3 separate regions of the Mus musculus genome follow, and all the other regions are linked to region 2. A link is a loop called in an ENCODE intact Hi-C map of the cell type or tissue named here. Cell type or tissue: left cerebral cortex. All regions are shown on one strand. Region 1 has its middle 14 kb from the start of Dis3l. Region 2 overlaps Megf11 (multiple EGF-like-domains 11). Region 3 overlaps Megf11 (multiple EGF-like-domains 11).

The links. A loop is a pair of places that touch in the nucleus more often than their neighbours do. Peaks named below come from ENCODE experiments on the same cell type or tissue, not always from the same donor. Only the 100,000 strongest peaks of a DNase experiment are listed, where the experiment ranks them.
Region 1: it touches region 2 in a loop (4-fold over the local background); 16 of 42 quality-filtered maps call a loop at or near these places.
Region 3: it touches region 2 in a loop (8-fold over the local background); 5 of 42 quality-filtered maps call a loop at or near these places.

What each region holds. Positions count from the first base shown.
Region 1 is chr9:64,351,009-64,359,008 of GRCm38, reverse strand. No RefSeq gene overlaps it. Among named protein-coding and RNA genes, the nearest start is that of Dis3l, 14 kb to the right of the region's middle. In left cerebral cortex, a CTCF peak has its summit at 7,619 (motif pointing right); a DNase peak (open chromatin) is centred at 3,164.
Region 2 is chr9:64,630,855-64,638,854 of GRCm38, reverse strand. It overlaps Megf11 (multiple EGF-like-domains 11), which reads right to left. Exons shown (of 25, transcript NM_001134399.1): 6 at 374-620. Among named protein-coding and RNA genes, the nearest start is that of Gm36311, 51 kb to the left of the region's middle. In left cerebral cortex, no CTCF peak of the experiment used is centred here; DNase peaks (open chromatin) are centred at 1,669, 2,269, 2,543 and 3,255; H3K27ac peaks cover 1,790 bases.
Region 3 is chr9:64,522,943-64,530,942 of GRCm38, reverse strand. The region is part of intron 4 of Megf11 (multiple EGF-like-domains 11); the gene reads right to left. Among named protein-coding and RNA genes, the nearest start is that of Megf11, 140 kb to the right of the region's middle. In left cerebral cortex, a CTCF peak has its summit at 3,489; DNase peaks (open chromatin) are centred at 1,698, 2,194, 2,705 and 7,522; H3K27ac peaks cover 381 bases.

The DNA of each region.
Region 1 (8,000 bases), 280 kb after region 2:
CTGATCCAGAGGCTATGGATAAGCAATTCTTGTTGACTTGCTCCTTGTGGCTTGTTCAGCTTGCTTTTCCCCACCCAACTCCCCTTGAGGCTTGGTTTCTCTGTGTAGCCTTGACTGTCCTGGACCTGATCTGTAGACCAAGCTGACCTCAAACTCAGAGATCCACCTGCCCCTGCCCCTGCCCCTGCCCCTGCCCCTGCCCCTGCCCCTGCCTCCCAGGTGCTGGAGTTAAGGGTGTATACCACCACACCAGGCTGTTGCTTTCTTATTCCAACCAGGACCACCTGCTCAAGGATGGCACTGTCCACAATGCCTCCCATATCAATCACTAAATAAGAAAATGCCCCACAGGCTTGCCCACAAAGACATTTTTTTCCCTCAGTGTGTTTCTCTCTTTTCAGATAACTTTAATTTCTGTCACGTTGGCAACACAAAACAAAAACAACCAGGACCCCTGGTATCTTAGAGGAGACGCTGGGCTTTTGAGTCACGTTGGAATTGCTAAGACCATGGAGGTGATTTGGCTTTGAGTCTTCTGGGCACCAAAAGAGGGATCATTATGGCTTGAACAAGGAGTCTCCCCAGTGGGCTCAGGTATGTCCAGTGTAACTGACACCTGGTGGGATTTGGAGAAGCAGTAGGCTCCTGAGGACTCTGTCCCAGCCAATGCAGTAGTCCCTTGATGGAGCCATAACATAAGGGCACTATTGAACGTTGATAAAGTCAGAGGTGGGGCCTGTTTGGAGATGAAGCATGGAGGCTGCTGGGAGTGTGTGCTTCAGGGTCTAGCTCGTGCCCTGGTTCTGCCCCTTATTCCCCTTTTCCTCTGCTTCCTGGCTGCTGCTGTGATGTGAGCTATTCTGTTCCCCCTTTCTTTCCCACCATAGCAGATTGACGCCCCCAAACTGTGAGCCAATATAAACCCGTCCTTTCCTCCAGATAAATGGGTATCCTTCCTAGGGCTCTCCACTCCCCAAAATCAACCCCGGACTTGGTGTGCTGACTCTGAAGACCCTCCCCACCCTGCCTTGTACTTCCTGGGCTGCATTCTGTCATAGCCCGAGCCACGTTTCCCGTTTCCACGGCCACGTGACTGCTGGTATCTCCTCACTGCTTTGCCTAGACTCCGGTCAGCCATGACCTCTGTTGCTCAGCCATCAGGCACCTAAAGTACACAGACAGTACACTTAGAGTCCCTGCCATAAGCTGGCAATGACTTCACCCTACTGTAACCCCTTACACTGTGTGGCGCCACCACTGAACACCTTTTCTCTGCATACCTTGTACTCCTTAAATACTCTCTGTGTCCATGCAGTCTTCATGTGCAGGCACTGTCCGAATGACTGGCATGTGTTCAGCCATGCATGCGCTTGGGCGTGTATGTGTGTGTGTTTTGAAACAGAATCTCTCATTGCACCTGAAACGTAACTGTTTCAGAGACTGGCAGGACAGCAAGAGCCTGGGATCTGCTTGTTCCTATGTCCCCAAACCAGTGCTGGGGTGGGTGTGTGCTACCCCACTTGGCTTTTGTTTCTGATCTTAGAATCCTAACTCCAGTCCTCCAGCTTGCATGGCAAGCCCTTAACTGATGGATCTCCACATGATAATTTGTGTGTCCTATCCTAGAGCCCTAAACAGTTTTCCAGTTAGGAGAAAGCCTGGGGAAGAAAATTACCTGTTTTGTATACATGTATTTTGGGCGTACAGGGTACACCATGGCACACATATGGAGGTCAGAAGATAATTACTCGAGTCTGTTCTTCCCTTCGCCCCATGGTTCCTAGGAGACTGAACTCAGATGGTCAGATTTGACGAGGGCCTTTACCTGCTAAAGCATAGCTCTGCCCTGTGCTTTTTTTTTAATTATTAATTAATTAATCCCTCCCCCCAAGACAGGGTTTCTTTGGGTAACACACTTGGCTGTCCTAGAACTATGTAAACTAAACTGGCCTTGAATTCACAGATCTCTGCCTGCCTCTGCTTCCCCAGTGCTTAAAGGTTAAAACCACTGCTGGCTGGTTGGTTTTATTGCTTGCTTGCTTGCTTGCTTGCTTGCTTGCTTGCTTGCTTGCTTGATTAATTGATTGGTTGATTTTTAAAGACCCCCAGTTCTTGACGTTACTATGTAGCCAATTCCTGTCCTGTCTCTACTTCTTAAGAGCTGGGATCAGAGGAACGCACCTCTAGGCCAAGCTAAGAATATTCTTCACTGACTTCTACGAAGCCTCAAGACTCAGTTAAGACAACATCCTCTAAACCCAAGGCAAGCAAGTGTTCTGTGCCCTCTGACCTCCACCACTCAACTCAGATTAAAAATTCAAGAGCCTCACCAGAAACACCTGCCACGGGTCAACCCAGCAAAGAAATTTTGCAAAGTTGCCAGCTTCTAACCCAATAAGGTTGAGGGTAACTTCGGCTCATGACATGAATCCCTACCACTGGCACTACGACAGTCTCGAGTCCTAATGGAGTAGAAGCATGTCCCCAGCCCCACGAGGACACACGCACGTCCCCGCACACAGACAGAGACAACTTAATAAGCCCTGGCGGGATTTGGAAGCTTCTTTCCCCAGTAGCCCGTGGAATTGAATTTCTGCTCTAAGTGCATACGTGGATATGCGTCTTCCATTACTTGTTTAGGCAGACTATAAAACATGACTGTTAGAAGAGCCACCGATTTACGAACAGGTTGCAGGCTGCAGGTTCGTTTGTAAGCCATTTGAAACTTTGAATGTGTATTTTTCCTGGAAGCAAGAGTATTTAGGTTCCCAACAAGCACCCACTTAACCCACGAAATGCTGTACTCTAATGCAAAGAAGCAATCTTCATTGGAGTTTGCAAACTCTGCACAAATGTCTTCAGTGGCCGAGGTGCGGTGCAAAGGCAGAAGAGGGGATGGCATGGGAAGATGGAGAAAGACAGACGCTGCGTTGCACATAGCCTTCCTGTAGGGTCAGTCACCCTCCAGTCTCTAGTTAAATGGCTTCCACAAGACAACAGGCCAAATGTGCCAACCAGAAAAAGCCAAAACCCAAATCTGTATGTGAAAATTGCAAGCATTTTTCAAAACACTGCTGATGAACAAGACTCAGCACGCATGCTCAGTGAGGTTACTGGTTGGGAGAGAAAGTATTTTTATTTAGGTAAGTCAACACCAGAGAAGTGTTTCCTCACTTCTGGGGAAGTGGGTGGCTCATCCTGGGCACTCGTCCCAGGACAAGGCTCTTCTTTGCACAGAGAAGCTTCATGTCTCTGTGGCACTAAAAACCCAAAGCTGACAAAGGGTGGCCGGCTCTGAAGCTATCCCCGGCTGGTTCCGGAGCTGACTTTGAGGACAGAAGCTCTGCGTGTGGAGGCCAAGACGTCACAGTTCAGTGTCCTCCTCAGTCTCTTTATTTTTTAAATCATTTTTATATTTATTTATTTTTATGAGTCTGAGTACATGTATGTATGTATGCTGTGTACATACCTGGTTAGAGGAGGACATCAGACTCCCTGGAACTGGAGGGATAAATGATTGTAGGCCATCCAGTCGGAGCTAGGAACCAAACCTAGGTCCTTTGCAAAAGCAGCAAGTTCTCTTAACTGCTGAGCCCTCTGTGGCCTGCTACATCACACATGTTCCTTATTGTTTGAGACTAGGTCGCTCATCAAACCTGGAGCTTGCTGGATGAATGGCCGGGCATCCACAGGAATCCTGTCTCCACCTTCCCAGAGCTGAGATGTCCGGCGTGCTAGGGATCTGAACCCACACCTTCATGCTTGTGACAAACACTTTACCAACTGAGCCCCCTCTGCAGCCCTCTCCATTAACTTTGTGATCTGTGTAGGTGTTTGGGGTTTGCAGAGGAAATTAGGACACCCCATGTCTTGCTTTTGTTGTAGTCTTAGCTTAATTCTTGCTTTGCTATTGTTGCTCCATAGTTTTTGATTAGTTGTTGGTAGTGATTTTTTTCAAATGGGGGTCTACCATGCTGTCAAAGCTAACGTTAATCTTGCTATGAAGCCCAGGAGGTCCTAGACTTAAAATCTTCCTGCATTTACCTCCTGAATGCTGGAATCACAGGCATATACCACCATGCTCAGCTCTGTTATATCTGATTATAAATATGATATGGGTTCACTATAGCAATTTTTAAATTCCCCCAAAAGTAATCATTGCTATTGACTTATTTTTCTATTTTTCACACTTTTTTTTTCATTATTCAGGCACAGTAGATTAAATGATACCTCATGTGTATGTGTCCCTGTCCTTATCTCTGGAATCTGTGGACATGCCTTAATTTAAACAAGGGTCTTGGCAGATACAATTAAGTTAAGGCTGTTGAGATGAAGAGATTATGCAAGATGTCCTGGCAGGTTCAAATTGCAAGGGGAACGTCTTTCTTTAAAAAAAAAAAAAAAAAAAAAAAAAGACATATGAGCTGGAGAGATGGCTCAGCAGATAAAGAACATGCTTGCTGCATAAGCCTGATGACCTGAGTTCAAGTCCCAAGCACCCATGTAAAAACTAAGTGTGGACAAATGCCTGTAAACCCAGCACTAGACAGTAAGATAGGCAGGCACACCGCAGGGGCTTTCTGGCCAGCCGACCTAGCCAAGGCATGGTGAACAAACAGTTCAGTGAGAGACCCTGTCTCCAAGGAATACAGTGGAATGTGATAGGGGAAGCCACGCCACATACTGCGCTGACCTCTGTACCTATGCACAAGTGTATTTGTGTATACACACATACACTCGCACACGTGCGCGCACACACACACACACACATACACACACACACACACACACACACACACACACACACGGAAACACACGGGCAAAAGACACACAGAAGAGGAGGATGCACTGTGACTATGAGACTGGTGTGGCTTCAGTGGAAGAGTCCTGGCAGCCTTCGCAGCTAGAAGTGGCAAGGGACCCTCTCTACTGGCCCTTTGGATAGCAGCACACTTGGGCTAATTGTTGGTGCTGTTGCCCAGGTCTTAAGTTGCTCACTGGTCCTCTAGGGTTTGAACTACTCACAACCCATCAGCAGGAACTGAGATAGTTATGGGTTACCCTGTAACTGAACATGTGGGGCCTGAGCCAATTATTATTCATCAAAGTTCATATGGATTGCTTACGGGTGGCTGAGGGCCTCCGGAGCAGCCCCTGGATCTTAGAACTACCTTATCCACTGATGGCTTGCCTGCATCCTTTGAAGGCTTGTCTGTCATCCAGGGCCAGTGGTACCACTGACTCGTTACCCTGAGGGATTTGAATCACTGACTACGTAATGCCCTTTACTGACTGTTTAGGTCCTAAACCTCTGCTACCATCCTGGTGATCCAGCATAGCACTAGGCTAAGAGTACTGGCCAAGCTGACCCTCCATGAGGCCACCCAAGGCTCAGCTGGAATTGCTGCCTGGCATCCTGACACTTGGACTCTTAACCTAATTAAATGGAGGGACCACGGGCCAGACTTGTAATAGTTCAATTGAGGAGATTATATCTTGGCTTGGTGCCCAAAATCTCCTCCCCCACCCCTGTCCTTCGTGGGTGGGCAGTGGGTGCACACATGTGTATGGGTACGGTACATGTATGTGTACCTCTTGAGGTCAGAGGACAATCTTGACTGTCATATTTTGAGGCAAGGCCTCTCATTAGCCAACTAGGCCAGCGAGCACCAGAAATGTGGCTCTTTCTTTGTCTTCCTACCTCTGAGATGACCAGCATACACAGGTTGTTTTCTACACGGTTTCTAGGGATCGAACTCAGGTCCTTGGGTTTGCAAGGCAAGCTCTTTCCAGACTAAGCCCTGCCTTCAGCGCTCGGTATCAGAATTCTGAATTACACTCACAGACTCTTTGGGACACTTGTCGTTCTCGGAGCTCCACAGACAAGCTCCACCTTTTCAGTATGTTGTTCCCACCTCGTCCTTTGAGAGTTGTCCGTGGACTTTCCCTGAGGTCCATGTTTGGCCTCAAGGAGAGTTCAGTCTGAGTTCCTCCTGTGCTGGGGGAGGTATCTGAGTAATCCCCTCCATTCCTCCTCAGTGCAGCCACTCCTGGAACTTCCCCTCCCACTGGCCCTGCAGGTCAGACAAGCCGCTCTGTGGATGCAGTCTTCGGAGAGAGTCCTGCTAGACTTTGGCTTTCTGGCCACCAAAACCATGACAGAATAATTCTGTTTTCCAAAGTGTGTGGTAGTTTGACACAGCAGTCCTAGGAAGCAAACCCAAACAACACACAAACATTTGTGACAGTCAGCTTTTCATCACTGTGACAAAGCCCCAGGAGAAATGACTCAGATAACAACAAATTTGGGCTCATGGTTTCAGTCCATGGTTGGCTGACCCTGTCTCTAGCCTGAGGTGAAGCAGTACAATGTGACACAAGGGGACAGATTGGGGTCTACCTACCTTCCTGAAGTTGGGATCGAAGACAGAGGAAAAAAGCAAGCTAAGTGAGAACGGGTTTATCTGAGCTCCCAGCTCAAAGGTGTTGTCCTTCATGGCAGGGAAGCCATGGTGTCAGAGCGTGAGGTGGCTGGTCACAGTGCAGCTGAATTAAGGAGCAGAGGACAATGGGTGACCGTACTCGCTCACTTTCTTTTTTTCCAGCCCAGGCCCCAGCCCACAGAATGGTGCTGCTCAGAGGGAAGGTAGGTCATGTCGCCCCAGGGAACCTGATCTACAAGGTCCCTCACAAGCATGCCAACAAATAACTATCACAGACTAATCCCTGCCCTCAATGCATGGCTCCTTTTTAATTCTTTAAAAGTATGTTTGTGTTTGTACGGATGCCCAAAGAGGACAGAAAGTACTAGATCTTCTGGGGTTGGAGTTACGGGAAGTTTCTCTTTGCCCAGATTAGGTGCTGAGAACTGAACTCCAGTCGTCTGGAAGAGCAGCGTGCTCTCCTAACCTCTGAGCCATCTCTTCAGGCCCAGTTTGTTCTTCTTGAAGTAAACTATGTCTGGAGTACACATCTCAACAAGATCTGCCTTTTCCTTCTCACTGATGACACAATGTACTGTGAGTGTGCTTTTCCATTGGTTTCACAGATTTTAAACACATCGAGGAAACAATATTGCAACAAGCTGGAGTTGGCCCTCTTCCTTTTGCTACAGTTGAAGTCGTTGTGGATATGTGGATAAACATATATATGTTTGGACATGCACATACAGATCTACTTAAGGTTGTCATTTTTCCACCATGTCTGGCTTTCCACTTTCTGCTCTCAGAACTGAATGTGACCGAGTAAGTGCTTTGACTAGTGATGTATGGAAAGAGGTCAGTGGTGTCCTTCAGCACTGCAAGAATAAGTATCCCACCTGCTTTGTTCACTTCCCCCTGAAATCCAGAGGGAGTCACATTTGCCAGCTCTCTTGGTGAGCATGACAGATAGACTAAGGGGACCCATGGTTTGGTTGAGGAATCTTCCCATGTTGCTGAAGCCACAAAAATCTGAGGGGTTTTGTTACTGTAGCGCATCCCAGACAACCACATTGAATTATAATATATAATACATATCTCACATGCACGTGTTCCTGCTCTTTTTTTTAATGTATGTATTTTATATGTATGAGTGTTTTGACCATCATATATATGCAGTACCTGTGGAGGCCAGAAGAGGGCGATAGATTCTGTGGTGGTGGAGTTATGTACAGATGGTTGTGAACATGCTAGGAACTGAACCCAGGTTCTCTGCAAGAGCAGCAAGTGCATTTGACCCCTGAGCCATCTCTCCAGTCCTTTCTGTTCTTTTAAAATAAGAGAAATTTCCATCTGCCAAAGCAATTCCACTTATACATATATTTCCAATAGAAAACAGCACAGTGGTGCACCCCTGTAAACTCAGTACTCTGGAGTCAGGGGCAGGAAGATCACCACATGTTCTAGGCAAGCTTGGGCTACGTAGAGGTTTAGGCCAGCCAGGATCTCTCTAAAGCAAGAGCTCTTTCAAAAACAAAATATTATAAAATCAAGTAGAATTCAAAATTTGTCCACCCCCAA
Region 2 (8,000 bases):
CAGGTATTTAAGGGCTTGAATCTGAGACTTGTAGGGGTGAGGCCTGGGTACTTAAAGACACTGGGGCACTTGGGGTCAGAGGGCAGATGTCACAACCGGGACTTTCTGCTCTTCCTGCCTACTAGGGTGCTAAGAAGTGGCCCAAAAGCCTTGAAAGCCCTGGTGAGAGCCTCCAGGCCACAGCCCTGACCTGTTCCAAACCAGGGTCATTCAGGCCACGCTACCCACCTCCCTACACCCCCCCACCCCCCCCCACCCTGTCCCCAGCTGGGCATCCAGCAGAGTCTCCTGGCTCTGCCCCACCCCTCTTTCCCCACCCCTGGAGTCCTGATCTCGCCCTGGCCCCACCCCAAGCCACGCCCTCGCTACTCACTAAACGCCTGTGTAGCCAGGAGCGCAGAGGCACTCGCCAGTGCGCGGGTCACAGCTGGCGCCATGGTGGCACTGACAGAGCAGCTGGCAGCCCTTGCCGTGAGTACCAGGAGCGCAGAGTTCCTCACAGCGCCAGCCTCGGAAGCCCGGGGCGCACACGCAGGCGCCGGTGATAGGGTTGCACAGGGCGCCGTTCTGACACTGACACCGGTTGCTGCAGTGGGGACCCCAGTGCTCGCTGTCACAGCCTGCAAAAAAGGATACTCTGGGTCAGAGCTTTCCTTAGAACGAGGGTCCACTTGGCCTTACCATCTCCTCTGCCCCTGGAGACCAAGCTGTTGCGGGTATCTGGATGGAGTCCTTGGCATCTGGAGACCTCTGTCAGGCTCCACCAAGCCACCGAGTGTTCACGGGAGCTAAAGAAGGCATAGCCTCAAAGGCCTTCCAGCGCTGCTGCTCACTTCAATCGATGCCACGGGCACCTCCTCCAATGCAAACCTGGTCACAGCTTTCTGCCTCCCTCTGTCTCTGGGAAGCTCTCTTTGGTTGGTCTATCTATCCTTACTCCTCTCAGCTGGACCTTTTCTTGCCATGCCTGCCACCTTGCTCTGTGACCCTGTTCCTCTCCAGGCAGCTGGGCCCAGCCTCATGTCGGCCTGTGAAGCCCTCTTTTCTCTGTCCCACTCACAGTCTTAACCTCTCACATTCTCATTTACTTAAGGACGGTTCTGACTCACTGTGCACACCCCTGGCTCTCCCTTCCCTCCTCCTCCTCCCTTCCAGGAATACTTTCAGGCCCCCTACTTGCTTCCTCAGTTCAATTTCCTCACTGCCCAAGCTCCTTCAGAAAGAGCAGGAAAAAAAAATTGTATCCCTGGGAGGTGACAGACAACCTAGGAGATCCATTCCTGTAATTAAATGTTTCCAAGACTGATGGCTTTCTGGAGACCTGCATTCTAAGCCACGGAAAGGGACAGAGTAGCCCAGAACTTCAGGAAAGTTACCCAGCCTGTTATCACCTCCCACTTTGACCCTTTTGGTGCACTCAGGGCACAACAAATATAAGACGTCCCCCAACAACTGGGAGCTTTGAGTGGGAGTGGAGTTTGGTTAATGACAGGCACAAATACTGTTCTAGGATTTCTGTTTCTAGGCAAGAAAGATTGCTTCCAGTTAAGGCAGTCAGGTGAGGGCTCCACATTGCAAGAGGGCAGTGAAAGATGGCTCACTTGTCTGCCTGCCAGAGGACCATCTGTCTTGCTTTCAGCACCGAAAGTCCTCAATTCCAAAGAGCACCTCAGCCCTGGGCAAGCTGGAGTGGAGGGTGGCTCTGCTGCCTGTGGGCACAGATGGCCAGCTGATCTTTGTACCCAAGCTTTCTAGGATTTAGACCCTGGGAGGAAAGGGTCAGGTGAGTGGTATGGGAAGGGTGTCCTTGGGGTGAACAGATACACAGAAGCACTCAGGTGCTAAGCAGGCACAAGAAGGCAGAGATGGGTGTGGCCTGTGAACATGCTGGCGCTCCACCAGCTTTGCCAGGGTCACACAAATCTCTCCTGATAGTGGGTTGGGTCACTATCCAGAAGCCTGCATCTGTTTACCCTGCAGTAGACAGAACTACTGAGTCTCTGATCCACACCCCCTCATCTTGGCTTATTCATCTGTGGCCTTCTTCATCTGTGCCTTGAATATTGACACAAATAGACTGGGCTGCCAAACTATGAGTGGACATCGCCTTCAGTTTCCCAGTCTACTCAGAGTGACAGGCTCCTCTCATGCTGAGAGCGGCTCACGGGACAGAGAAGCTGAAGGGTAGCAGTGCAGCATCCCCCAGCTCACTCTCTTTCCAGGAAACCTTCCCAGCGGGTGAGAAGACTGACAGAATTATCCACTGTGTGTGCGCTCACTCGTTCTCTTTCCCAGTTTGGAATGTGTATATATGCATGTTTGCATGTGTGTATGTACACGCATGTGTGTATGTACACGTGCTCAAGGAGGCTCAAGGTGAAGTCAGGGATCGCCCTCAGTCACCCTTCCCCTCATTCAGTGAGGCAGGGTCTCGCAGCCAAACCCAGAGCTTGTGGATGTGGCTAGTCTCCCCTGCCAGCTTGTTCTGGGGATCCCTGTCTCTACTTTCTAAAGCTGGAAGTACAGGCAGCCTCCACACCCACAGACATTTACATAAGTCCTGGGGATCTAGACAAGCACTTTAACCAGTGAGTGGTACCCCTCCTCCCTCTCTCTTCATTGCCAAGCGCACATAGTTAGCATTCAACGTGTATGTGCTGTGATTCCATTATAACAATGACAGGGCTGTTTAAATCTCCCCACGTGCCAGGCCCCATCCTGGAAGTTGGATGCAGGAACAGTATCTAACCCTCACAGGTTCCCTTCATTCTCTAAGTTATAGACCGCAAGTCAGAGGGTCATGGAAGTTACATTGTTGCAGGGCAGCCCAAAAGCATTCTGATTCCAGGTCTTTGCTCAGGTCCATGGGAGACTCACTGGGGGATTCCAAGATGGGAAGCTTGGAGGGTGGCTGTAAAGCAGATGAGTGATAGCTCAGAGCTGGCTGTTTCTTCTCCACCCACCACTGTGAGCAGCCTCAGGATCTAGACAAGCAATTCCTACATCTTCTGGGGCCACAGTGACCCTACATGAAACTGAAAATCTGAAGCTAGTAGCATCCCTTCATGTCCCACTGGGTACCTAGTGACATTTTGCATTTCAGGTACAAATCCATACCTTCCTAATTTTTTCTTTTCTTTATTGAGAGGATTTCACTATGCAGCTCAAGTTGGCCTCAAACACTTACTGAGCCTCCAAAGTGTTGTGGGTGTGACCTGCCATGTCTGGCAGTAACCTCCATTCTCTCTGGAACAGCCCCAAACAGAATATAACAAAACCGTGTCCTGGATAAGGAGACAGAATGTTGTCACAGGGACTTGGAGCTTTACTTAGCCACTCTCATCCCTCACTTGTCCCCTTGGTATCTCCCAAGTGCCTAGGGGTGACGTGTTGTAGAGCACTGTTCTCTGAGCATAATAGACACTGCCACCTTCACCAATCTGCTGTGACCACTTGCAGGAACCATCAAGATCAGGCCTGTTGATGTTCCTCCACAGATGAGAGTGTGGCCTCCAGTTTCTCCTTCCTACATCTCCCTCCTAGCTGTGTGTACTTCTGTCCCAGATGCTTGGGGTCTTGGGGGGTTCTGGAGTATACAGGGGGTGGGGTGGGTTAATTAAAGGAGACACTCCATCTCTGTAGCTATGAGGAAGTTGTCATCCATGCAAGCGAGGGTGAGACTTTTTCAGTTATGTGGCCCCCTAATTCCTTTCAGTGACTTCTCATTCCTGTTCTGGAAATAAGCCCATTAAACTCACAGTTTTGTCAATTTGCACTTTGGTGAAATTGTTACTTTGTTTCATTTGTGGAATCTGTTATTTGATGCCTCATCTCAGGTAAGTAGATTTTCTTTTTTAAATGTCTTGCCAGGAAAGTTTATACAACATGCAAGAGGTGACTTGCCATCTCTGGAGATAAATGGTTTATCGTGGGGTGTGGCTGACACAGAATCACAGAACTCAGCACTCCATGACAGTATAGGAATAAAGGTGGCTTAGGACATTGTAGAAGTCATGAGACTACAACTCCGGCTCCTCACACTACAAACAGATGTGAATATAAACATGCCTATATTTGTGTCCCAGTGCTATGAAGCTCCTAAAACCACAAGGCAGGGCTAAGGAGATGGCTCAGTGGGTAAGAGCACTTGCTGTGAAAGCAGAAGGGCCCGAGTTCAAATCCCCACATTAAGCATGCAACCTCGGTTTTGTACAGCAGAGACAGACAGATCTCAAAATCTCACTGGCCAGCCAACTTAGCTTCAGACTCAGTACGAGACTGTCTCAAAAATAAGGTGGTGGGCTAGTGGGATAGCTAATTAGATGAAGGTGATTGCCACCAAGACTGAAGACCTGAGTTCAGCCCCAGGACCTAAGTGGTGTAAGGAGAGAACAGATTCTGGAAAGTTGTCCTCTGACATCCATACTCATACTGTGGCATTTACACACGCACGCACACGCACACGCACACACATACTCATACATCTGCACCTGTACACACATGTACACACATCCACACCCCGACAACTTTGTGTCCAAACAGGAAAGCATGGAAATAAACAGAAAACACAGAGACTAAGAAAGTACAGCTACCTGCAGCCATCAGAGGACAGACACACAGCCGCTGGTATCTGAGCCAGCAGGAGGAAGCTGAGCTAAGTTAAACAGTTCTGACCAGGGAAGCGAGGAAGCTTGTCACCCATCGCAGAGAAATTTCTCCCCCAGAGTAACTCAATGGGAAAAAATGTTAGGGACCACAGGGATCAACTTCAGTTATCTGGAAAAATTCACATAAAAACTCCTCATTCCTCAGTGGTGATAGGGAAATGAGACGGAGCCGGGAGAGTTAATTATCTACTCTGCTGAAGGCAAGTAGAGCGATCAGTCTGCAATTACAGGGGCCTGGTGCTCCTCCGTGGATCTACGCACTCTGACCAATTGAGCCAGGCCGTGTCAAACCTCACGTAGGTGGGCTTTTTTTTCCCTTCACCCTTTCATGGACTCTGCTCTCTAATTATATTTGGTTTCTGCTGATTTTTCAGCTTCTCTGAGCAGCTACCCAGGGCTTAAGGGATACCCAGATGTACAAGGCCGGCAGCTCAGCCCCTCCCACCTGACCCCTTCAGACTCCAGGATCCAGCCTTGTGGGTTTTGGGTCCTCACAACAGGGAGCGGTTTGACAGCTCTCTTCCACCGTGACTTCGTGACTTCGCTATAAACAGGCTTCTCAGTTTGTCGCCATATTTGATGGAGCAGTTACTATACAACCAGGCCGTGTACTGCAGGTGCCAAGTTGACTTTTCACACTTAGGGTCATGGATGCTATTACTATCCCCATTTTTCAGACAAGGAAGGGAGGCTCAGAGAGGATAAATAACTTATTTCAAGTCACAGCTAGGAAGTGACTGAGAGTCTGGGCTGCTACCTGCTGGGTAAGGCCTGGTGTCAGTGCAGGGAGATGCAGGATGCTGGCAGCTAGCCATCATCCACAGAGATGACAATTAAGGCTGTAGCTCAGTTGGCAGAGTGCACAGCATAAACAGGCTTGGTGGTACAGATCCGTAATCCCAGCACCCTGAAGGTAGAAGCAGCAGGGTCAGGGGTTCGAGGTCATCCTCCGCTATACAGTAGTTTGAAGCCAGCCTGGGTTGCAGGATGAAGAACAGAGGGTCACTTCCCATCAGTACCTTGTTTAGAGGTTAGTTTATGTATAAATAGTGGTCCCTGGTTTTCCATGGCTGATACTATTTCCTATCACTTTATTCTCTTCAGGTAACATATTGACTTATTAATATTTTCTATTGAGTTATGTGGCATAAAATTCCCATATTATTCACATATGTACACAACCTGATAGCATTTGTCATGTGTGTTAACACTATCATTTCCAAACCTTCTAGCAGCCTCCAGAGATACTCCTACAACCAATTACAATGACTTCCCATACTTGGCCGTCACGAAACCTCAATCTTTCCTCATTTGCCAACGCCAGCCATTCGTAAGAGTGAAACCATACAGGAGCAGATGTTTGTATCTGACTTATTTCGCTTAACATAATGTTTTCAAGATCCAGTCACACTGGCTTGCCCTAATGTCCAAATGCCAAAGGGGTCCTCATCCAGAAACTGGAACAGGCAAGGGCTGGGCCTCTTCCTTCCTAAGCTTGTGATGCTAATTGTGCCCACTTGGGCCAGTGGAGCAGGGAGGCTCCTGGGATCTGAGAGGATCCATCCCTCAACTCTCCTCCCTCCACTGAGATGGTTGCAATTAGATATTCACAGACCCAAGTACTGTAGATCCAAACTCGAATCTCCAGACACTGTCCCAGTCTTGACAGACACTCGGAGCATAGGATTATACTGACGGACCACGAGCTTTTTTAGAGGTCTATTCATTGCACTGGCTACCCTCTCTGTGGTGTTCCCTTAACCTCCAATGGCACCTGTGCTCCCTGCAGCCATGTCCAGTGAGGACTGTGCCTCCATGTCCCTCCATCTCCTGATGTGGCAGGACTCCCCAGTGGCCACATAGTAAAGAACTAGAGATTGAGACTGGTAGACTGTATCCACCCGGCCCTTTCTACCCCAGCACACCAGTTGTCGGGAGAGAGGCTCATTATCCATGCATCAAACAGTTGCTGGGCCTGCACTGTGTGCTAGGGCCTGAGAAGTCCAGTCTGACTGTGTTAGGGGTTGGTCTGGAGCTGTGCAGACAAATGCTAAATTCTAAACTCCAAGATCCACCCTCCCCACTAGTGGATTCTCACATATACTAGCCTTTGTTATGTAAACTTCCCTCCCCAATTTAAAGCTATTGGTTAAATAAAAGTGACTACAGATAATTACTGAGGAGAATAGAGGTAGGCAGGATTTTGGTAATGGGCCGAGTGCTGCAGGTAGGGATCATGAGGAGAGGAAGAAGAGGTCTCCACTAGACAAGATGGACCAGGAGCACCTGGCCAGGAGAAATGCCCCCTGAAGACAGACTGGTGGAGCAGAAATAACCCTAACCTGGGCGAGACTCAAACAGCGAGTACTGGGGAGCGCAGCTGGGGAATTAACAGTCTAGTGTATAGAAAAATAGATGAGCAGAATATCGCCCAGTAATTGTGCTAAAGCTGATTTTAAAAAAAAATCATAGGACTCTGCCTCGATTATTGGGGGCTGGCCAGGTCATATTAATAACTGAGTTATTAAATAACATGTAAGAATACCATTTACCAGCTTGACAAACAGGCAAGTAAGTGAAAGGTGGTGCTGACCCACAGAGCGGAGAGGCAGCAGGTTCTGGGCCAGTCTGGGGGTGACAGCTATACCTGCTGTACACTTGTGGGGGAACCAAGAGGTCCTGGAGCTGGGGCACAAGGTAGGACTGAGCAGAGCCAGCCAGGTCCATTTCTACTGCCAACGTGTTAGGAGACAGTAGCGGGCAATGTGGCTTTGCTGGAGCTGGCATCCCTCAGAGTGGGTGCATTAAGCCAGGATGAGGCCTGGGCTTTCAGATGTCATTACCATGACAGTGTGGCACTGCACAGGACACTAAGCACAAGGCTGGGAGGTGGGGGTGGGGGTGGGGTTATTAGTGCAAACAGCTGCAGTGTTGTACATTGGTTTCTAAGTTTCTGGGCTCTCTCTCCAGCACTACATTTAAAAAGGTATTTTTCTTTTTAATAATAATAATAATAATAATAATAATAATAATAATAATAATAATAATAATAAATGATTGAGAGGCTGAAGAAATGCCTCTGTGAGTAGAGTGCTTGCTGTTTAAGTTTGAGGACCCAAGTTTAAATTCCCATCATCCTCCTAAAAGACCGGGCACGGTGGTCCATGCCTGTAACTCCAGTGCTGGAAGGGCAGAGTCAAGCAGATCCCCGGGGCTCACTGGCCGGCCAGTCTAGCCAAAATAGTGAGCCCCAGGAATAGGCGAGGGACCTTGCCTCAAAGACTAAGCTGGGAGGCTGGTAAGGTGACTCAGCAGGTGAGGGTCCTTGCCTTC
Region 3 (8,000 bases), 110 kb after region 2:
CACACACCCCACAGTAGGAAAATACAGTCACACAGTAGGGCATCAGTGCAGTAGAGCCTAAGAAGCTGGGCCAGAGTGGCCAAGATCAGAACGGTACCCTCTGTGAGAAATTACAGCACGAGGATATTCATGTCCTTAACTACACCTCAAACATCTCTGCAGAGACCACACAGCCAGTGAGCCCTTCAGGAGAGTGACTTGTGAGCACTCACCTGTCTCTGCAGACTACTGAATGTGGAAGACAGAAGAGTCTCCAGAAAGAGTCTGTGGCCACCCACAGGAGCCTCCACTGGAGGAATCCATCAGCACCCACATACTAGCCAGTCCCAGTGACAATGCATGACCACACAGATCCCTAAGGAATGGTAAGCTTGGGGAAATAACAGTGACCTCTGCCTGCTGCTGAGTGGAGACCCCAGAAGCCACCTCCCTTCAGGGACCAGGTCTCTATTACCCAGAGCCCTGGACAGGAGCAGGTTCTTCAGGGGCTCCGCAGTGCCCGAGGGAGATAAGGCAGCAGTGAAGGTTGGCAGCGTTCATAGCCCACAGGTCTCACCCAACACCCAATAAAATGGAGCTCCACGGACTCTCAGGGCGACCTTTTGACCTTCCCATCTGCATCACACTAAACAGGGCACTGATTGACTCAAATACAAGCCTCGAGCCTCGCTCACCCCAACTTTCTCAAAGTTATCTTGTGGGACACCTGCCTCCTTCCTCCTTCCCTCTTGTCAGCTCCTTAGTACCTCTCTGATCTGTAATAGCCACGGGATTTACACAGGGAAGAGATCCTGAAGATGTGTGAAGAAAGGAAGAAACAAAAAGAGATGGAAGGTAGAGGAAAGAGAGGGAGGGACAGACAGACAGAAGAAGGACAAACAGACTTCAGACTCTAGTTTTTGGAGTACTTAGATACTAGTCACCTGACAGCCTTTCTAATTTCTAAGTCTTGGGGTTATTTATTTGGTTGTTTGTTTGAGACAGAGTATACAGTGTAATGCAGGTTAGCTTTAAACTGGCTTTGTAGCCTAGAATGCTCTTCTATGGTTTTGTTCTCTCTCCTCCCTTTTTCCCTTCCTCCCTTTCTCACTTAAGAGACAGGGTCACCCATCCCCCATGCTGATTTTGAACTTGCTATGAAGTTGAGGATAACCTTGAATTTATAATCTTCCACTTTTTCATCAAGTGCTGGGATTACAAGCCCATGCCACCATGCCCTGTTTGTGCAATGATGGGGACTAAACCAGGCTCAATACATTAGGTAAGCATCTACCAACTGAACCACATCCCCTGCCCACTGTCTGACGTCTAAGGCCTATGTCTGTCTCTTCCGTTGTTGCCCCAGTTCCCTTAAACAGGCAAAACAGATCTGTTATTCCCACTCTACAGACAAGGACATTGAGTCTCAAAGTCGTGAGGGCACTGCCTCTGGCAACTTCTCTCTGTGGTCCCCAATATCTGCAGTGTCCTCATGCAGTCACTCACAGCAAGTTGTCACCAGTCATCACCAAATATGGGGGGAGGGGCTCATCTGGACATCTAGACAACGTTCTGCCACCGAGGACAAAGACCCCTGTCTGCTGCTCCTTCTGACCCACAGGCTGTACAGAGTGGATGCCAGGCCGATGCTGGCTCATTGCTGAGGAAGGTGACACAAAGCCATAGCAGGCAGCTGTGATGGGCTGGGGACCAAAGTCTGACCTTGCAGGCTGCGCACTCAGAGAGCATCTGGCAGTGGAGAACAGCAGTGTCGTGAGCCAGAAAGCCTGAAAAAGACAGGGCTCATTTTCTCCCAGGGGATCAGACAATAAAGGAAAGGTGACTCCAATTTCAACCCTTTAAACACATAAATAATGTTGCCTCTGCCACCCTGTGCCCCAAGAGCACTCATACAAGCACTCAACAGAATATTTCACCAGAGCGACAGAAACAGTATGCTGCCCAGAGTGCATCTCAGGGGTCACCATGGAGACCAAGCATCCTGGAAGCCAGGGGTCAGGCCTCTTCCCTGAGCTTCATCCTTTCATACTCTGGGAGACACCCAAGTGCCCAGAGCCCTGCTCCACATTCCTCCAGGACCAGAGCAGGGATCTGCCTGAGTGGCCTTGGATACTCTAGGCTTCCCAAAAGCCAAAATGAGAGTGGTGACTCATTGCTTGCCACTGGCACACACAATCTAACTCGAGGGTGTCTTTGCAGGAATTGTCAAGCATGTGGGCTAGGGAGATGGCCCAGTGGATAAGTCACTTGCTGTAAAAGCACTAGAATTTAGATTCCCAGGACCCACGTAAAAGCCAGGCAGGCATGGCACCTATAATCCCAGCAGCCTTTGGAAGGCAGGGACAGGGGATTCCTAGAATAAGCTAGCTAGCTAGACTGCCTGAAGTTGGCCAGTTCCATGTTCAGTGAGAGACCCTGCATAAAGTGGAGAGCAGTCAAGGAAGACACACAATTTCAATCTTCAATTGGGGGCTCTATATACATATGTAGAGGAAACATGTGTGTGCCCAACACATGTGAACAGGCATACGCACGCATGCACTCACGCCAAATACAGTAAGTCTTAAAGTACTGTAGGAGACTTGGGAGGCTGTGCTCAAATTTTGTTTTCACCACTTAGAGATTTGGAAATTAGCTAATTCCTAGAATGACTCACTCGCTGTGGGTGCTTCTCCCCCATGTGTGTAAGAACCAGCAGCTGGCAATGCCTTGCAGGGAAAGGCTACGCGCAACACAGAGGGTGGAGAGAGGATTGCAGAGGGAGGAGGGGGAAGTGTGTGGATCTCACTCATCAGCTATCTCCTTCTTAACACTAGGGTCTGCGAAGGCTTCTCTCAACTGTGAGCATCCCTGAATTCCCATCTCTTCTCAGCTCCCTCTTGACATGCAGCTCACAGGATCCTCTAGGAGTAGTCAGATGGGAAACTCAGTTCAGAAGAAAAAGCCAGTCTACCTTAGAGATCCATTATCTACAGAGGGAGTTTGACATCAGCAGTATTGTCTACTGTAGGAATCCTATTCCACACAGGGAAGGAGTGATCCCCAAGGTAAGTGGTGGTTCCCTACCTGGCAGTCTCAGGGCTAATGTCACTGCCTGGATCAATGAAACTTTCATAGCCTCTGCTCCCAGGCCTTGCCTGTGTTTCTGTTGATTCTGCCAGGAATGCCAAGACCATGGGTTCTACTGTAGTGGAAACTCCATGGGATTTGCCCCATATCCCCTCATCCAACCCACCTGCGATGGTCCTTAAAATCTCCCAGGGGTTTGTATGCATGTGTGTGCATATGTGCACATGTGTGTGCATATGTGTGCATGTGTGTGCACTTGCACTCAAATATCAGACAACAATATTAGGTATCCCATCCTTTAGGGGCAGCACAGGGTTTTATTGGCCTGGAACTTACCAAGCTAGGTTGGCTGACAGGTGAGTCCCAGGGGTCTGCTTGTCTCTTTCTCCCCAGCACTGAAATTACAAGTGTGCACCACCAGGGCTTTTTTTTTTTTTAACACGTGTGTTCTTAGTCACTGTTCTATTTCTGTGAAGAAACACGACTATGACAACTCAGAACATTTAATTGGGGACTTGCTTAAAGTTTCAGAGGGCCAGTCCATTGTCAGCATGGTAGAATGTGTGGCACTGGAGCAGTAGCTAAGAGCCATAGCCTGACCTGTAGGCAGAGAGAGAGAGACACTGGGCCTGGCATGGGCTTTTGAAACCTCAAAGTCCATGCCCAGTGACACACTTCTGCCAACAAAGACACACCTCCTAATCCTTCTCAAATAGTCCCACTCCCTGGTGGAAATATGGGAGCCTATGGGAGCCATTATTATTCAAACCACCACAGGCTCTGAGGATCGAACTTGGGTCCTTCTGCTCGTAGGCAAGTGCTTTGCCAACGACTCCCCAGGTCCCATCTTCTAGTTTCTTAGTACACAGAACCTTCTCTCATTCAGTTCTGCTCCCCAGGTGAACTCTTAAGATTCCAGCTTCATAGCCCTTCCCTTACTCCCCCATAATCCCATCTGAGGGGACCCCACGATTGGCTTGCAGAACCCCAGGTTCTTTTCCTGCATGGGACCGATCAAAAACATCATTTGTGATTAATTTGGAGATAACCTCTGGGAGCCTCTCCATGGGCAGCCAGATCCCTGGAATAGAAAGCACATCTTGCTTGTCCATCCCTAAGCTCTATGCCCAGTCTCCAGCCAAGGTACAACAGTTACTCAATGTAAACTGTCAGAATAAAAGCAAGTGAAAGCTAGGTGCTACTTTGTGGTAGAGTGCTTGCCTAGCACATACAAGGCCTTGAATTTGATTCTCCTATACCTCAACAGTCGGACAGGCAGACAGACAGACTGGAAGAAAGCGGGGGAGGGAGTTGTCTGATAACTTAAGTATACTTGCTGAATGGATGACAGGTGTAATAATAACGAGTGTCAGGACACCAGCCAATAGGCACCTTTCTTTTCCTGCCCTCTATTCATACAGAATCAGTTGCAACACCTCACACATGGTGCAGCAAAGGGAAAATCCAGTCCTGCTGGACCCCACATATTACCCCCGAGAGGTAACTAGGCAACAAACATCCTGTAGAGGATCTCCAAGGAGGGCCAGTGGTTTCCCCAGCATTACATAGGCATGAATAGAAGTGTGGGATTCAAAGCAGGGCTGCCACTTTCTGCTGTGATCAAGCTAGACCTGAAGCCCTTCTTCTATTCTAGGGGAGGGACAGGGGGTGCCTGGGACTAATGTCATGCTGGATTGTGAGCTCCCTGGATAAAAGAACATGCCTGCTTTGTGAATTTCTGCTCTCTAGCACTTAGCCCACAGCCTAGTGCAAAAGAGGTACTTGAAAATCAATTGTTAAGTCAATAAATGATATTTTAGCCTGGAAAAACAAAATGTTTTGGCAGGGAAATGAGAGGGGTTTTTTTGTTGTTGTTGTTGTTGTTTTCTTTTTAAATATCTGAAGAATTGGGCTTGGGAATGCTTGCCATAAAAGCTTGAGGACCAATGTTCAGATCCCCAAAACCCACAGGGAAGTGGACAGGTGGCCTGCCTGTGATCTTGCTCATGAGAGGCAGAGAGAGGACTCTATGGGGCAAGCTGGTTATTTGGACTGGAAACATCAACAGGCTCTGGGTTTAGTGGGAGAACCTGACTCAGTAAATAAAGCAGAGTCAAGGAAGACACCTGAAATCAGCCCCAGGCTCACACACATGCACAACAGACAGACAGACATACACACCACTCACCCACATGCACACATATGCAGAGAAAAAGAAGAGAGATTATGTGGAAGGCACAGACTTGTTCTGAGACCAATGTAAATCTGTTTCTCCTGAGTGCAGTCCAGACCTTCCTACACTCCCTCCCTAGGAGACAGCAAGATCTCCGTCAAGCAGGAGAACCAAGATGGACCTGGACCTCTGAAGCCACGAGTCCGTGTTTGTGGGTGTCCCTCCCCCACCCAGTGAACTTCCAGGGAGGCCACTGATTCCCCGTGGCATTGCTCAGATATCATCACAAGTATGGAAATCAAAGCAGGGCCGCCATTTTCTGCCTGGATCAAACTAGATGTGCAGCCTTCCACGTGGCCAAGCTTGTCTATCGGGAGTGTGAATCATGGCCCAGAGGCCTGGAGGAGACATCTATAGACAAATGCCCAGAGCCCCGCCTCACCCTGAGAACACGGGATTCCTTGTGTGGGGATCAGAGAAGGATCAGGACCCAGCTCACATCTTCTGACTTGCTGCCCTGCTGCGCGTGCATGGGACCAGGAGACCTCAGTTACCCCATTTGTCTTGAATCTGCTGATGCAACTTTGCAGGAGTCAGAAGACCACACCTCTACCTCCACCATTCTCTCTTCCTTCACCAGCTGAACACAGCCTCACATGGCCCTGCTCCGTCTCACACAGCCCACAGATTCAGCCTGGGGTACTGGACTGCTACCACATGAGCTGTCTCTCCAGTGTCCTCTCCTGGCAATGCAGGAGCCTTTACACAGAGGATGAAGGTACAGAATGGTGTAGAAAAAGGCCCCCATCTAGCTATAAATACACAGGGAAAGAGAGAGGTGGCCATCTTGGGAAATAGGACCAACTCTCATGAGCTTCAACAGCAGCTGCTTCAGCTTCCTTTCCCATCTTCCCCTTTGGTGGGCATGAGGAACAGCTTTCACATGGCCTCCACACTAGGAAGAGTAAAGTCTGTGAAGGGGAAAGGGAGGGCAGCTTCGGGGAAGCCAAGCCAACTTAGCTTTACTGCTCAGAAGCCACGCCTCCTTGTCACCAATGCAAAAGTCAGGGGCCTCAATGGCTGCTCTATATCTTGGACCACTCTGCAGGCCCACTAAAGACAAAATTTGTCTTGCTGCTCCTGGGGCTGAGTAGATCAGCCCCCATCCACCCACCACCTATTTTGGGATAAGCTGTATAGGGGCAGGTTGCATGATTCTCTTATAGCCTCTCTCTGGCAGATGCTAAAATGATTGACAACTCCTTCTAACTCTAGATTTGTTTTTTTGTTGTTGTTGTTGTTGTTTTTGTCTTTTTCTCAAACAGAGTCTTTAGCCCAGCTGGCCTTGAACGTGGTACACGGTCAGAGATGACCTTGAACTTCTGTTCCTCCCGCCCCCACATCTCCATGGCTGAGGTTATAGGCATGTGCCTCCATGCCTGGATGTGTGTGTTGCTGGAGACTCTGTGCATGCTAGACAAGCACTCTATCAACTGAGCTATACCCCTAGCCCCAAGCACTTCTATAAGAAATTTTAAAAGCTATCCACGACAGCACATCACGTCCCTCTGTGTGACTTTCCTCTTGCTTCCTTGGGTGGGTAAGCCCTAGCTCCATGAGGCCACGGAAGACCAAAGGAAAAGAGTTAGAATGGGAATGAGAACATGGAGGAATAAACGCATCACTGCAGCCCGCTGGGGAGGAGGCGGCTGAGGGGGCCACTTTGGGGGAAGGATATTAACGGTTGCAGCCAAGCAGAAGTCCCTCGTCACCTTTAATTCTCCCACAGGGAGCCTGTCCGGGTTGAGTTATCTTCCATGGGAAGGAAAAGCCGCCCTGGCCCTTTTAACCTAACACGGATCATAGAGCAGAGAAAATATAACAGCCTCAAACCACTAAGCACTCTTCAAGTAGACTCTGCAGCCTGCCAAAGAGGCAAGAGGGGGCTGGGTTAAAGGAATGACATTTATGTTTTCTAGAGAAAGCAGAAGGCTTCCCCGCTGGGCAGAGGCTGTGGGGTGAAGCTGGGAGGGCATTTGCTGCAGGTGACCTCGGTGAGAAGCTCTGAGGGGCTCAGGAGGGCAGCCCAGGGCATCCAGGGAAGGACGGTGGCGGAGCTGCCCAGGTGAGTGCACACAGGGTACTTCCTTCTCTCTCCATCACAGACCCACTTGACTGCTGCAACACACAGGGAAGAGTCGAGAGTCTTGTAATTTGCCCAGATGGTGGGAGCTCCCGATTGCTCCTTCTCCAGAGACAGCTGTTCAACCACTGGGCCATATGGCTCTCCTTGCTCTGCACCCGCCCCGGGAAATAAAACACTTTGTACACGAAACTCTGCACATCTCAGATCTGTCTCTTGTTCTGAGCAGGTAATTAAGACCTCCGGCTGAGTCGCTGCACCCCGAGTGGCTGTCCGCACACCAGGGGCCACTTTTTAGAGCTCTATCGATGTCTGCACAGTGTCTGCTCAGCTTTTCTTCCACTGTCACGGGGAGCCAAGACAGAGTCACTCAGAACCCCCAGACACACCCCAGAATTCCTTTAGGGTCACTTGCCATCTATGGCAGGCGTCTTTCTTCCCACATGGAGACAAGGAAACCTTACACCCACCTTTACATCCTTTGAGTTGATTAACTGATTAATTGATTAAAGGTTGTAGACAAGACCAGCTGCGCCCAAGACTCACAGACTCCTCCTCAGGGAGTCAGCAGAACTTCCCCACATAGCTAGGCTCCCCCATTCCACACTCTGGAAT